Regions from separate parts of the Homo sapiens genome. Here region 2 is linked to region 1. The links are chromatin contacts, found by Hi-C or POLR2A ChIA-PET in ENCODE. All regions are on one chromosome and are shown on one strand. The core of a region is the stretch at or near the end of the contact, and the rest is flanking DNA. Distances in the headings are between cores, read along the strand shown.

The links. A loop is a pair of places that touch in the nucleus more often than their neighbours do. ChIA-PET counts read pairs that join two places held with the same protein, here RNA polymerase II (POLR2A). Pooled maps may share reads with other maps.
Region 2: a loop to region 1 is called in a map of CD8-positive, alpha-beta T cell, with 2.3 times the contacts of the local background. The contact joins two enhancer-like sites. A Hi-C loop is called at or near these places in 1 of 168 maps with a recorded cell type or tissue (CD8-positive, alpha-beta T cell), 10 of 37 single-sample maps with no recorded cell type and 7 of 50 pooled maps. POLR2A ChIA-PET finds 5 or more read pairs at or near these places in 2 of 52 experiments (AG04449 and WTC11).

Annotation. Positions count from the first base shown.
Region 1 is chr15:25,930,030-25,937,236 of GRCh38, reverse strand. The region is part of intron 1 of LINC02346 (long intergenic non-protein coding RNA 2346); the gene reads right to left. Among named protein-coding and RNA genes, the nearest start is that of LINC02346, 31 kb to the right of the region's middle. RefSeq lists enhancers at 5,770-6,269, 6,270-6,771. Within about 2 kb of position 3,401, at least 2 of the 41 ENCODE cell types and tissues checked have a DNase peak (open chromatin) inside an H3K27ac peak, as active enhancers do.
Region 2 is chr15:25,804,779-25,811,985 of GRCh38, reverse strand. All of the region lies in intron 1 of ATP10A (ATPase phospholipid transporting 10A (putative)), which reads left to right. Among named protein-coding and RNA genes, the nearest start is that of MIR4715, 40 kb to the left of the region's middle. RefSeq lists an enhancer at 61-561. Within about 2 kb of position 1,250, at least 3 of the 41 ENCODE cell types and tissues checked have a DNase peak (open chromatin) inside an H3K27ac peak, as active enhancers do.

The DNA of each region.
Region 1 (7,207 bases), core at 2,152-4,651:
TTCAGACACTTCAGTGCAGTCCTCTAACTTCCTTCCAAGTGGGTCACAGCATCTGATGCCCTATGGAGCTGGTCCTGCACCTTCCATGTTGGGGGTGTCATAGTCTGTGTGTGCAGCTGTAACAAAATACTGCAGACTGGGTAATTCATAAAGAACAGAAATTTATTCTTTCACAGTTCTGCAGGCTGGGAAGTCCAAGATCCAAGCACCAGCAGGTTCGGTGCCTGGCGAGGGCCCAGGTCTCCGCTTCCAAGATGGTGCCTGTTGCTGCGTCCTCCAAAGGAAAGGAAGGTTGTGTCACCACATGGTGGGAGGCAAAAGGGCAAGCCAGCTGAATGCTCTGTGAGGCCCCTTTTATGAGGGTCTGATCCCACTCAAGAAGAAAGAGCCCTCGTGGTCTAATCACCTGCAAAAGTCCCTCCTCTTAATACTATCACATTGGCCATTAAGTTTCCACACCTGAATTTTGCAGGGGACACATTCAAACTGTAGCAGAGGGCCTCACAGCCAAGCAAAAGTTCACTTGATTAAATATATACATCTTGGTACTGTAATCCTGTTATATATCAAATACAGGCAGAACTGGGGAAAATCAGGATATGTTTTTTGGGGATAAGAAGGATAAAAGTCCAACCTTATGTAGTAAGACATTTTATCCTTAACTGGCCAAATGATAATTCTTCCCTACTGAAATCAGTTACTATATCTATCTATCTATCTATAATCTATCTATCTATCTATCTATCTATCTATCTATCTATCTATCCATCTACTTATCTATCTACCTATCAATCTAAGCTGCTGGCTTAAAATGTGTCTTACTTGAAAGCTCTCTCAGACCACAGTGTGGGACAGAGGCCTCCATGAGTGCTTCTCACACCAGCACAGAACTTTCTATTATTCGTACGTGGAGGATGTCAAGTTTATTCTTATGAAAAGAAATTGTTCGCAGGAAAGTCACAGGTTTTAAGAGAAATGAAATCATGACGCCCATGAGTTGCGCATTTAGAATGCTAGCGGTTTCTTCAGGAGTCTGTGACAAATTGTCGTGTCATCAGGCTATCACATGCTCCATCTGCCTTCCTAGACTCTTACAGAATTCCCAGACCAGGATAGATCCCATTCTCCTTTTCTACATCTTCCCACTGCAAACTCTGGCCTCAGATAAGAATATTGCTTTGGCAGGGGGTGTAATGTTATTAGAAATAAAGTTAATTAGGAAATGTTTGTGTCTAACCTATTGAATATATGAAATATAATTAATTTTCTGTATCAACTCTTAGAACTGTGAATTGAGTGGCAGGGATGAGGATGAGCTCACAGTAGGCTGGGTATGCACTTTGCCTTCTGGGATTCAAAGAAGTAGGTCCATGCTGTCAGGGCCCAAGCTTTGCTCTCCGTCTCTTGCTGCCCGGACATCTCTTTCCCCTGCTGTGTCCCTTGGACTGTCCTGGGACAGCATCCTCAAGCCCTCCCCGTCTTCCATTTCTGCTGTGCCTCATTAATCGCAAGGAAGCCCATTCACCTCCATGCAGCCAATCAGCACTTAGCCTTTCTTTCTTTCTTTCTTTCTTCCTTCCTTCCTTCCTTCCTTCCTTCCTTCCTTCCTTCCTTCCTTCCTTTCTTTCTTTCTTTCTTTCTTTCTTTCTTTCTTTCTTTCTTTCTTTCTTTTCTTTTTTTTTTTTTGAGACAGAGTCTCACTCTGTGGCCCAAGCTGGAGTGCAGTGGCATGATCTTGGCTCACTCCAACCTTTGCCACTGGGGCTCAAGCGATTCTCCTGCCTCAGCCTCTCAAGTAGTTGGGACTACAGGCACACGGCATCACACCTGGTTAATTTTTTTGTATTTTTAGTAGAGACAGGGTTTCACCCTGTTGCCCTGGGTGGTCTCGAACTCCTGAGGTCAGGAAATCCACCCGCCTCAGCCTCCCAAAGTGCCAGGATTACAGGCATGAGCCACCATGCCCGGCCCTCTTCTTAAATGCTTCTAGTGTTTGATGACTATTAGATTTTGGTGAATATTAGATTTTGACACATAGCATGCATGTTCTAACATCTCAGAACCATTTTTTTTGAATCAAAAACAAATTTAAAGGAAGGGATATGATATTTTTTCCAATAAAAACAGGAAAATGGACTTGGCAGTGGCTGCCTGCTAGGCAGTAAGTGATTGAAGAGTGACTTCATTTCAGAAACATAGCTGCTTTCATCTTTCAGTAAATGAGTCTAAGACCTTTCTCAGGGCACATGCATAAAATAAGGCTAGACATTTTTATAAAACTTACGTCTTTATTCAAACTACAGGAAAAGAATCCAAATGGAAAGCAAGGCAGTGTTCTTCAGGCTAAGGCTTTTTTTTTTTTTTTTTTTTTTTTGAGACGGAGTCTCGCTCCACTATTGCCCAGGCTGGAGTGAGTGCAGTGGTGTGATCTCGGCTTACTGCAAGCTCCGCCTCTCGGGTTCACGCCATTCTCCTGCCTCAGCCTCCCGAGTAGCTGGGACTACAGACCCCCTCCACCACACCCGGCTAATTTTGTTTTTCGTATTTTTTAGTAGAGACGGGGTTTCACCATGTTAGCCAGGATGGTCTCGATCTCCTGACCTCGTGATCCGCCCACCTTGGCCTCCCAAAGTGCTGGGATTACAGACATGAGCCGCCACACCTGGCCAGGCTAAGCCATTTTTATTGAGCATTTACCCCTAGAGGGAGTTCTACAACCCACTAAAGGCCAGGCCTGACTGCATCCTCCCAATTCCCTGTTGTCAAGAAACGCTGGGCCGGGTACAGTGGCTCACGCCTGTAATCCCAACACTTTCGGAGGCCGAGGCAGGCGGATCACTTGAGGTCAGGAGTTCAAGACCAACCTGGCCAATATGGTGAAACCCCTTCTCTACTAAAAACACAAAAATTAGCTGGGTGTGGTGGAGCATGCCTGTAATTCCAGCTACTCGGGAGCCTGACCGATGAGAATTGCTTGAACCTGGGCAGCAGAGGTTGCAGTGAGCTGAGATTGTGCCACTGGGCGACAAAGTGAGACTGCCTCAAAAAAAAAAAAAAAAAAGAAAGAAAGAAAAAGAAAAGAAACCCTGTAGCTAGCGATGTAAGTCGTGCGCCACTAGCTGGCACTGTCGCTCACAGCACACTGCAGGCCTCTGCACCTTTTGCCTCCCTGAGAAAGGCAAAGAAGAATCCCAGTTTACCACGGTGTCCTGTGCTGCTCAGCCTCCGAGTCGTGTCCCTCCCATCAGAGGCCTTCCACGGAGCTCAACCCCTCCCTAGGGCTTGGAGGACGGTGGCAACAGACGAATCTACATACGGGCCTGGCATGTGCGGGCTGGATCAGCTGGAGTTTGAAGGAGAGAATCCGATTCAAAAGAGAGCAGGGGAAGTGGTACCGAGAGAAGCAAGGCAGATGGCAGCGCAGAGTCTGAGAGCGGGAGGGGGCACTTTCAGCCTCAGGAGACGCTCCTGGCAGAGGGCTAGGGCCTGAGATGGGGCAGGGGGCGGGCAGAGAGTGGCTTCCTTCTTCCCTACTGTTTTCCTCCCTCCCTCCCTTCCTTTCTGCCCCCTCGGGGCAGCCAGTGCACAGAGCTCTGCCACCGTCCTTCAGGTAACACTTCACATTACCCTCTCCATGTGGCCTCAGTTAACACATGGTATGTAAAACAAGGAGTTGAGATGAGACCTCTACCGAATTATAGTCATACTCTGTCACAGTCCTCGTGGCACCTTTTCTTTGTAGAGTCGGAACAAGACCCAGAGTATATGGGATGATGAAACCTGAGCATCAGGGTGGCAGGAGCTGTCAGTTAGGAGTGAAGGCAGAGAGAGAGGGACAGACACCACCACCCACCCCACCGCAGTGCAGTCAGTGAAGGCAGGGGGATGGGCTGACTCAATGCATTCACCCAGTGAGTGGGTCGCTCTAAAATACTCATCATTGTTTTCCAGGGCAATATTAGCATTGGCAGCTTTTAAGAGCACCTGAGAATCTGCTCAGAGCATGTGTATCACTGCCTGACTCCTAAACCATGGGATGATTTAGGAGACGTGAGTGATGTGCCCAAGGGTGAGAGTTGAAGGAGAAGGGGGCGGAGACTGTGTATTCCCTGACATTCCCCATTCCCAGTCAGCTCGGGGATCATAAGCTTTGGTGACAGCCTGTGAGCGGTGCCCTGGGAGCCACATTTGCTTTCGCAGTACTATGCTTTGCTAATGTTTGGGAGGGGGACAGCTAACACGTCACACATGTGACAGCCCGGCTGTGCACCGGGACAATCCCCCTTCCAGGCCAGGAAACAAGTGGGTTCTATAAAGGACACTGAACACATTCCTCTGGAGTGGAGCAAGGTGCTTTTCAGTTTTGGCAGCCCAAGGACGAAAAAGCCCAACCACATCCTGCAGTGGAGGAGAGACGGAAAGTCAAATTTAGGGATTCACTCTCACTCCGCACAGGCATCCCCAAGACAAATGGACAATTGTAGTGTTATTTTAAGATTTAAAATTTTCCAGAGTTCTGAAACACCTTTGAGAACTTTCAAAGAAAGCTATTTCTGTCCTTTGAAGGTTAGGCCAACATTTACACTTCTACCTGAATTGTCCAGCTTCTGGCATAGTTAAGCACTTCCCAGCTTCTCCAGAGAAAGCTATGTTCATGATGAGAAAGTTCTTATTGTGCGGTGATGTGAGGTGACACTGCTGGGGGTGGGCAGAGCCCCAGAGAGACTGTTAGAGATCACATGTTTCCACAGGGGTCCTGAAGACGTGCAGAGGTGGAATAAGATCTCCCGTTGGGCTTCTCCCTCTCCACCGACACACTCTAAGCTCCTTGAGAAGGCCTAACATTGGTGTGGAAACCATATCTTCATACTTCTGTGGGTCACAGCCAAATTTATACATGAAAAAGACAAAAGATCATTTCTGTTTCTTTTATGAAATAGAGTAATTTTATACTTTTTCTGTTACCAAATTCAAATTCACTTAACTGTAGGAATTTTAAAATTTACAAAGTTAATCAGAAATGCACTCCAACCTCTTTTCTTCTAACTCTGCCTTAGAATTTCAGAGATAAGGATGTTCATCTTCAATCAGGGGATTGGCCCTTTCTTTCTACTGCTCCATTCTCATGTAGGAGTGATTCATACGCACAAAGGACTATGTTAGTGAAGGGAGGCTGATGCTCACATGAGGGTCACATGCTTCTATGCAGTTCACAGTTAAATATGAAACTGAATGTCAACAAGCAGTTTGGTACAACAATGGGATATCATTCAGACCATCCCTATAAATAGCTGGCATTTATTGAGCACTCACTATTGCCCCAGAGACTTTCTAAGTACTTTATATGTATTAATTATTTACTAATTGTACTCATAGGGTAGGGCTTCTCAACTTCAATAAGTTTGACACTTTGGGCTGTGTATTGTAGTGTGTTTAGCAGCACTCTTTCCTGGCCTCTTTCCACTAAATGCTAGTAAGATCCCCTCCCAAGTCATGAAACCAAAACTGTCTCCATACATTGCCAAATGTCCCCCGGGAGTTAAAACCACTATACCGTCACCCCCAGGTGAGAAACCACTGCCCTATGGCTGCTCCATGAAACATGAAATGGTTGGCAGAAAAGCAGGCCTGGAAAAGTTATTTGGACCTAAGCTATGAACTGGGAGAAATGTTCCTAATGTCTCTGAACACAATAGTTTATGTTGGGAAACCCTCCAGGGAAATTAAGGGGGCAAATTCTGCTTAAGAAAGAATTCTGGAAGTGACATCTGCAAGATGGCAGAATAGGAAGTGCCAGCCCTTGTTCCCCTCAGAAATACTGATTTAATAACCATCCATAGATAAAATTACTTTTCTGAGAGCTCTGGACTCCAAGCAAGAGTATTCAACACCTTGATGGGGCACAGAAATGAGAAAAGACACATTGAAAAGGGTAAGAATATTTTTACTTTACCAGCACCAAGCCTCCTCTAGGCCAGTAGAATGCAGCACCAAGACAGATCTCCTTGGCCCATAAGTTCTCCCATGGGGGAAAGAGAGCATGCAGTGAGCATCTGACTCTTCTGTAGCCTTTTGATTTACTGCCTGAGAGGCTCACTTCTGTTATGCCTCACCCAGAACACTGAGTGAATCAGAAAGGCTAGATTGCCTGGGGGCTGCTAAGAACAACAGAAATAGATGAGGGCTCTCAACAACCAACATGCAGACCTCAACGGCATGCTGGTGGCGCACAGCAGCAGGCCACCTGCCCATGGACCACAGCAGCAAGCCTGCTTACCCACTGACCCCAGCAGTTTTCCAGCCTATGGATCCCACCAGCCAGCCCACTCAGAATCTCTGGCCAGCCTGACTGGGAAGGGGTTTCCCTGCTGAAGCCAGCCTGTAAAGATTAAAAGAGATGACTCCTTCTTCAAAAGTACAGGCACCAGTGCAAAGCCATAAGGATCACAAAGAATCAGGAAAATACAACGATGCCAAAAGAACACAATAAAACCGATAACTGATCTTTTAAAAGATGGAGACCTAAGAACTGCCTGGAAAAGAATTCAAAATAAGTGTCTTAAATAATCTCAGTGAACTATTAAAGAACACAGAAAGAAAGCCACATGATATCGTGAAAACAATACATGAACAAAATGAGAACTTCAACAAAGACATAGAGATGATAAAAGAAAATAAATTTTGGAGCTGAAGGACACAATGACCGAACTGAAAAATTTCAGAGGAAACTTCAACAGCAGACTTGATCAGGTAGAAGAAGAGGCATCTGTGTGCACAAAGAGAGATCGTTTGAAATTATCCAGTCAGAGGAACAAAAAAAAAACAGAAATAATTTTTTAAAAGTAAAGAGAACTTAGGGAACTTATGAACATCATCAAACATACCAATATATGCTTTATGGGATTTCTACAAAGAGAAGAGGAAGAGAAAGTGGTAGAAAACTTATTTAAGGAAATAATGGTTGAAAACTTCCCACATCTGGGAAGGGAAATAGACATCCAGTTTTATGAAGCCCAGATAACCCCAATTACCCAATTAGAAGAGTAAAGAGAAAAAAGAATTTAAAAAAAGAGTGAACAGGGCCTACAAGAATTGTGGGGCGCCATCAAGTGAACTAATTTCCACATAATAGACATTCCCAAAGGAGACAAAAGAGAAAAGGCCTAGAAAGCATACTTAAATAAATAATGGATAAAATTTTCCCAAA
Region 2 (7,207 bases), core at 1-2,500, 120 kb after region 1:
GCTTCTGCACCAGCTGGGGCTGGAGCGCTTTGCCCACTGGCAGCTTCCAGCCGTGTGCCTCGGTTTCCTCTGGCATCGGGGTGGGTGTGAGCTGTGTTGGCCCTTGCAGAGTGGAGAGCAGTCCATGCAGGTGCAGCCAGCTTGGACAGGTGCGTGATGGGAGGACAAGCCCACATCCATCTGGACGAGGAAGTGCTACGAGGTCAGGCTGGGTCAAACCTTGGTCTCCTTGCCACTGATAAACCACCATGCATGGTCCCTGGACTCTTGACGCCTGTGGTGTCTCTGGGCTCCCAGCGTTTTCTCCCCACAATCTCACAAGTGGTTTTTCACTTCCTTCTTGTAAACTTTCAGATCACGTCCCACCTATGCACTGGTCTTGCTACAAACACTTACCAAATAGTAGAGGGGAGTGTGCACTCCTCTAACAAGAGCTGCGTTGGATGGGCCCATCCACAGAAAGCCGGGAGGGATGCCCGGGTGTGCAGTTTCCACATGGGGAAGTCATTGGAAGGCTTCTAGCATGTTCCATGCCATTTGTTTTGTCTCCTCATCCTTACTTCTTGTTCCTTTTTTTGTTTCCTCCTCTCCTTTCTTCTCCCAGCTCTGCCTTATGTCTTTGGGGATCCTTCACTCCCTTGATGGCCTAGAACTGGGCAGAAAGAAAAGTTTGCCTCTGTCCTCCTCTTTCCTCTCACTCACTCCAATCCCTTATCCGCAGAGAGCCTGCTGGAGTCCAGGGAAGTCCGTTTCTGCTGGGGACATCCCAGCCTCCGCCTTCTGGGTCCGGGCAGTGCCCCTGGATACTGACTTCTCCCTCCCTGTTGTGTCCCACCTCGCGCTGAATCGTCCAGGACCTGTTTTGCTATTTTGTCTGGGGACTTAAGGCTGTTCATGGGCTTTAATCAATGCAAGGAAGTAAAATTCCTGCCAAGCTGCCCTTAAGGTCATCTGGGGGAGACCCCGCCATGTAACATGATCCTCCCGCCTCCTTCCAGCCCCAGCTTCATTATATGTAAAGCTAGGCTTCTGCTGACTCTCAGATCAGACCGTCCTGGCTTTGTGTGCCTTTGTAAGGCTGTGGTTACACCTGAGGATCTCGGCTGCCCTCCTCTTAGCTGTCAGACGTAGTTGATGGTGCTTGGGTCTTGGCTGCACCTCACCTTCCTGGCTCTGAAAATGAGTCACTAACCACCTCGATTCCTCGTGTTGGAATCCCTGGCGTGCTATTTTCCGTGGGAGGCTTTTACTTTTAGAACCTGGGCAGCCCTGGGCTCCTCGTCCTGCCCAGGGCGGTGCTGGCTCGTTTTTCAGACCGTGGTACAAACAGGCCTTGTTGATCTTGTGCCTTTTGTAGGCAGGTATGAGGTAAAGCCCTGGTGGATATATAACCTGACTTTAGTTTGGCTACTGCTTTCTTTGACCGGCTTTTACCCGTGTGTGTTTTCAACTTTTGCAAAACAGTCCCCGTGCCCAGAGTCCCAGTGGCACTGCTACACTTGGAAAATAAGCAACTAAACACATGATGCCCATTCCTAGGACATCCTCAGATTTAAAGGAACCATAAGAACCTCGGGCTGGGCTGGAACTGCTGATAAGCAGTGGTGACAGCTGAGCGGTGCAGGTACCTAGGGCTTGGTCCCGGTAGGTGACTCACAGAGCTGTCCTCCCTGTGGGCTCTGCCCTCTCGGGTGACCAGGGACAGGGAACGTTAGGGGATCTTAAGCCAGGCCCTTGGGCTTTCTGACAGCAGATCTTATTAGAAGGTCTGGGGGGAAATGAGGAGCATGAGAATGGTTTTCCTGCTCTAGCCCCGCATCCATCATCTCCCCAACACGTCCCCACTGTGGGTCACTGGGAGTGATCAGGAAGTGATGTGGAAACCCTCAGCAAGGGTTCTAGTTGCTAGGTGATGAGCCTAATGTGTAAGACTAGGTTCCACTATGGACGTTCCGTCATTTTTTTTTTTTTTGTAATGACCTTCTTCCCGTTTGGATGGTTCACCATGCATGTCCCAGATTTTCTGGAAGTGCTTGTAGCTCTCCAGCTTGGGCGACTTGGAACCTGTGACTACCAGGGCAGGCCACTTCTTCATGGGTGACCCAGGCAGCAGCGGTCCAAGGTGGAACTGAAAATGAAGGTTGTGGGAAACAGGACTAGGTGTCTCCAGTCCCTTCCTCACCTGTCATGTGTTTTAGGATCTTCCCGTGCTTAAGTTACAGTATGTTGCTGGAGACGAGAGATTAAATGCAGGAGTGGGGTTGTCTTCCTGCCTTCCCAGCCCGTCTGTGGGGAACAGCACTGTTCTCAGGCACGTAGTACATATATGGAACCATGAGTGAGTTTGAGATTTTCTCAAGAAGAAAAGGAAAATGAATAAAAACGAAGGGTTTAAAGCAGAAATTGAATAATGTATTACTTTGAAGATAGGCTTTACAAAAAGAATATCATTCTTGAATAAAGTAAATTTGCCCTGTTTATTCTTAAAAGCTCACAGCAAATTTTTGATGAAGCAGATGGATTTCTTAAATTAAGGTTTGATACTCCATTTGATTTTTTCCTTCTCTGTGATTTTAAAATAAAATTTATTCCTTAGAGAAAATCAGAGTAAAATGCATGTTCTCCATTCCTCCACCATGCAGTAAGCCGTGTCTGAAGGTTTGGGGAGTGCATGCCTGGGTCATGTCTCACCCCGCCCGACGTATGCTCCTCTCTCCCATCTCATGGGCTCTTCATGTGACATCCTGCAGGGCCCACCCCACCCCACACTCAGTTGGGCTCTTTCTGGTGGTGGCTTCATCCCATCTGCGGCCACTGGGGAGCCCTGACCCACAGTGTAGACTCTTCCATCCTTCAGGAAGCATCTGCAGGGCTCAGGTTTCAGGGACACAAGAGGGACATTCTCACTTAAGCATCATGTCCCCTCTCCCAACCCTGTGGCCCCTCTTCCATTAGACCCTTACTGCCTGTACCTGGCTTCTCCACATGCCCCACCTTCATCTCGTGGCCACGCAGTGAGAGCATCACACCCTCCCAACTACGTCCAGTCTTCCCTCAAAGCCTGGGGAACCTTGCTCTAGTGTTAATGCCTGTCCACCTTCCCCACCCTCTAATCCTAAACTCAAATCCCACCTCACTCAAGGAGCTGCTCCAGGTTCCCTCAAAGAATGTATGGCATTTGGCATAAAGTTGGTATACTGGCACAAAGATAATATAGATCCAGGTCAGCCACCCAATGGGGGAAAAGAGTGGGGTAAAAATACCTGAGTTGGGAATCAGTAGTTACTTATAAAACTGTTCTCAGCCAGGCACTGTGGCTCACGCTTGTAATCCCAGAACTTGGGGAGTCCGAGGCGGGTGGATCACCTGAGGTTGGGAGTTCGAGACCATCCTGACCAACATGGAGAAACCCCATCTCTAGGAAAAATACAAAATTAGCCAGGCGTGGTGGCGCATGCCTGTAATCCCAGCTGCTCCGGAGGCTGAGGAAGCAGAATAGCTTGAACCCAGGAGGCGGAGATTGCAGTGAGCCGAGATTGTGCCATTGCACTCCAGTCTGGGAAACAAGAGCAAAACTCTTATCTCAAAAAACAAAACAAAACTGTTCTCACACCTGCAAAATGAGGTAAACTGGAGCATGTTTCTATGAGAGCTGTTGTGACTTGTGTTGAGGTAATCCTTCCTTGCTCTTCCTCATGTGACCATTAATTTATGGCCAGCTGCTTAATCTAAAATTCCCTGCAGGATAGTAAACCCATGATGAGACCTTGACAAAAGACAAATGCAACAATGAGAACAAGCCTTAGACCCAGAAAATAACCTTGAGGAACAGGGAAGATTCATGGCAATGCTGTTTTCATATTGCAAAATTAAGGACGTTTATTACGTCCAGCATGAAAACAAAGAGTTAAATCTCGAGGTGTGTTCTATCAGCCAGTGATACGTGTGTCACTTTTGAAAAGTAAATATGACAGATTTAACTTTAAATATTCTTTCATGATTGCTTATTGTTTTTTTTTTCCTACTGGTATGTTCTACTGTGGTCTTCCTCAAAGAAATCGTTCAATTGACCTTCACCTCCACTACAAAACAGCTGCAGAATTCATAAGGAAGTTATTTCAGAGCCCCGGTTGTCACCAATACATGTTGGGTTTTTTTTTTCTTTTTCTTTTTTTTGGCCGGGGGGATGGAGTTTCACTCTTGTCACCCAGGCTGGAGTGCGGTGGTGCCATCTCAGCTCACTGCAACCTCTGCCTCCCAGATTCAAGCAATTCTCCTGCCTCAGACTCCCGAGTAGCTGGGATTACAGGTGTGCACCACCATGCCCAGCTAATTTTGTATTTTTCATAGAGGCGGGGTTTCACCATGTTGGCCAGGCTGGTCTCGAACTCTTGACCTCAGGTGATCTGCCCGCCTTGGCCTCCCAAAGTGCTGGGATTACAGGTGTGAGCCACCACACCCAGCCCCATGTGTTTTTCTTTTAAAAATATTTGGTGAATGACAACTTCATTTAAAATTGTTATTTCACAGGGAGTGTTCAGCTGTCGTCACAAGAACTTTCAAAGCCTTCATTCATTGAGCTAGCGAAGCTCACTTTAATATATCTTGAGGCCCCTGTGGCTGGACACAGAGGCAGATGGCCTGAAGCCAGCCCCTAGCCGCAGAAGGGTGGGCAGGAAGGCCCCTGGGCTGGTGGGGGGCCACCCTGCTGGCTGCCCCACCTGCCTGGGGTGGGGTGCTCAGGACAGGGTCGAGCAGCCAGTGGTGCTCCAGGTAGGAGAGTGGATGACATTGGAGCAGATGCTTGAAAAACGTAAGGATGCCACCAGGGGAGAAAAGAGTGAAGGATGTTTTCCTCATCTCACAGCCATCACAGCCATTCCTTAAAAGCCATGAACTTCTCACTCCTTGCGCTTGTGCTCTGTTATTGCTCCTCCAAAGCTGCTCTTTCCAGCCCGGTGGATGCCCCTCCGTTTGATGGAAACACACGTGTGAGTGGAAGCGTAAGCTGAGGTCACAATGGTGTGATCTCCACATACTAGAGAAAAATACATTCCCTTCAGTTTCTGGAGAAAGGGAAGGAGTTATAGTTTGAAGTAAGTCAACATTTATGGTGGAGAGGAAGAGAAGTAAATGTACAGCTGACTTTTGAAAATGCTTAAGGGTGTTAACCTTTAACTCCCTGCACAGCCGAAAACCTGTGTTTGACTTTTGAGTCCCTGAAACTTAACTGCTGATAGCTTACTGTTGACCGGAAGCATTACCAATCACATAAACAGTCGATTAACTCATATTTTGTACGTTAGATGCATTATATACTGTGTTATTACAGTAAAGTAAGCTAGAGAAAAGAACATGTTATTAAGAAAATCTTGGCTGGGTGCGGTGGCTCACACCTGTAATCCCAGCACTTTGGGAGGCTGAGGCGGGCGGATCACGAGGTCAGGAGATCGAGACCATCCTGGCTAACACCGTGAAACCCCGTCTCTACTAAAAATACAAAAAATTAGCTGGGCGTGGTGGCAGGCGCCTATAGTCCCAGGTATTCGGGAGGCTGAGGCAGGAGAATGGCGTGAACCTGGGAGGCAGAGCTTGCAGTGAGCAGAGATCGTGCCACTGCACTCCAGCCTGGGCGACAGAGCAAGACTCCATCTCAAAGAAAAGAAAAGAAAATCTTAAGGCAGAGGAAATACATTTACTATGCATTAAGTGGAAGTGGATCATCATACAGATCTTCATTCTCGTCATCTTGATGTTGAGCGTGCTGAGGAGGAAGTGGAGGGCATCTTGCTGCCTCAGGGTGGCAGAGAGGTGGAGGAGGTGGAAGGGGAGGCAGGAGAGCCAGGCACACTTGGTGTAACTTTTGTTAGAAAAAAACCACATGTATATGGACCTGTGTAATTGTGGCTGTTTCATGTAGTACGTGGAATGAATGAAAAAATCACTTGTTTGATGCATGACCAAAAGGATATTTAATTTTCTGCATTAGAAAATAAAAAGTGCTAAAAATTTGGCAGTTTTCTGTTTCTTCTCAAGGTTGTAAGGGGCTGCTTATAATCATTAAGGTAAATGGCTTGGGAAAACTATTCCAAATAAATGGCAGATGTGCCTGCCATCTTTGATTTCAAAATACATTTTCCTTTAGTCTCTGTTTGGGAATTGTGGGAATTACAGGTTTACTTTTTCTTTTCTTTTTTTAAAGTAAAGGCAAGACCTTGTTTTCACAAAGCCAATTATAAAGTGTTTGGCATTCCCTAGACTTAATTTTGGGGGAAAAAAATAGCACAGCCTTTGTGTTTCACATATGGATTCAGCATTTCTTCATGTTCTTCCCATGTAAGACAGACACACCCCTCCAATCTGAGGGCCCAGGAAGTGCCAGAGAGGAATGAGACCTGCGTTTGTTTGGCTGAAGACTGTGACTTTTATCTGAGACCTACTTAGATTTTAGTGCATTCAGTTCCCCATCAAAATATATAAGTAGCCAATTCATTTCTGTTCTCACTCAGAGATAGCACAAAAATAAGGACGCGTGTAAAGTGTGCTGCAGTGAGTGGGTACATACATTGCTAAGTGCTGCCATTGAAAAAATTCATTGTGGCAAAGGACCTTTTTTCAACAATGAAGGCAGCATCTCTTTTCCTGGATCGAGACCCGTAGGCACAGTGAAGGAACTTGGAATTGTGTGGCTGGTGGCGTGGCTCCAGTCCCTTGGAGGGACCGGCTGCCACAGACCAGCGTGGGCTCCTGGCACACAGTGAGTCACCCGGATCCAGCCAGTCATTCAAAAACAAACTTGAGAAGGATCACTGGGTGCAGCTTCTCTACACGTGGCAGACAGGGGTCCCATAGGCTGCCGGGGCCCCGTGTGTGGATGCTGGACTGGCTTCTCCTGGAAGAATGCCCGTGTGATGGCCCGTCCGCTCACCATGGCTGCCACAGGTCCCATTCTGGCAATGCGCCTTTTATTTCAAAAGAATTTTTCCTTTTCCTCCACACCCGCCTTTCTGTTTTCCAAACGAAGAGCCTCCACCTACCCAGGCTTTATTATAATTTAAGTAAATCTAAAATGCCAATGTTTAAAATTTCTCACATTTCTATCATATTTTATTTTTTACTTCTAAAAGAACTTTCATATCAATTTTTTCAACTATTCAACAAACACTTATTTGAAATATGTTAAATATTCAGCAAAGGCCTACTTTGT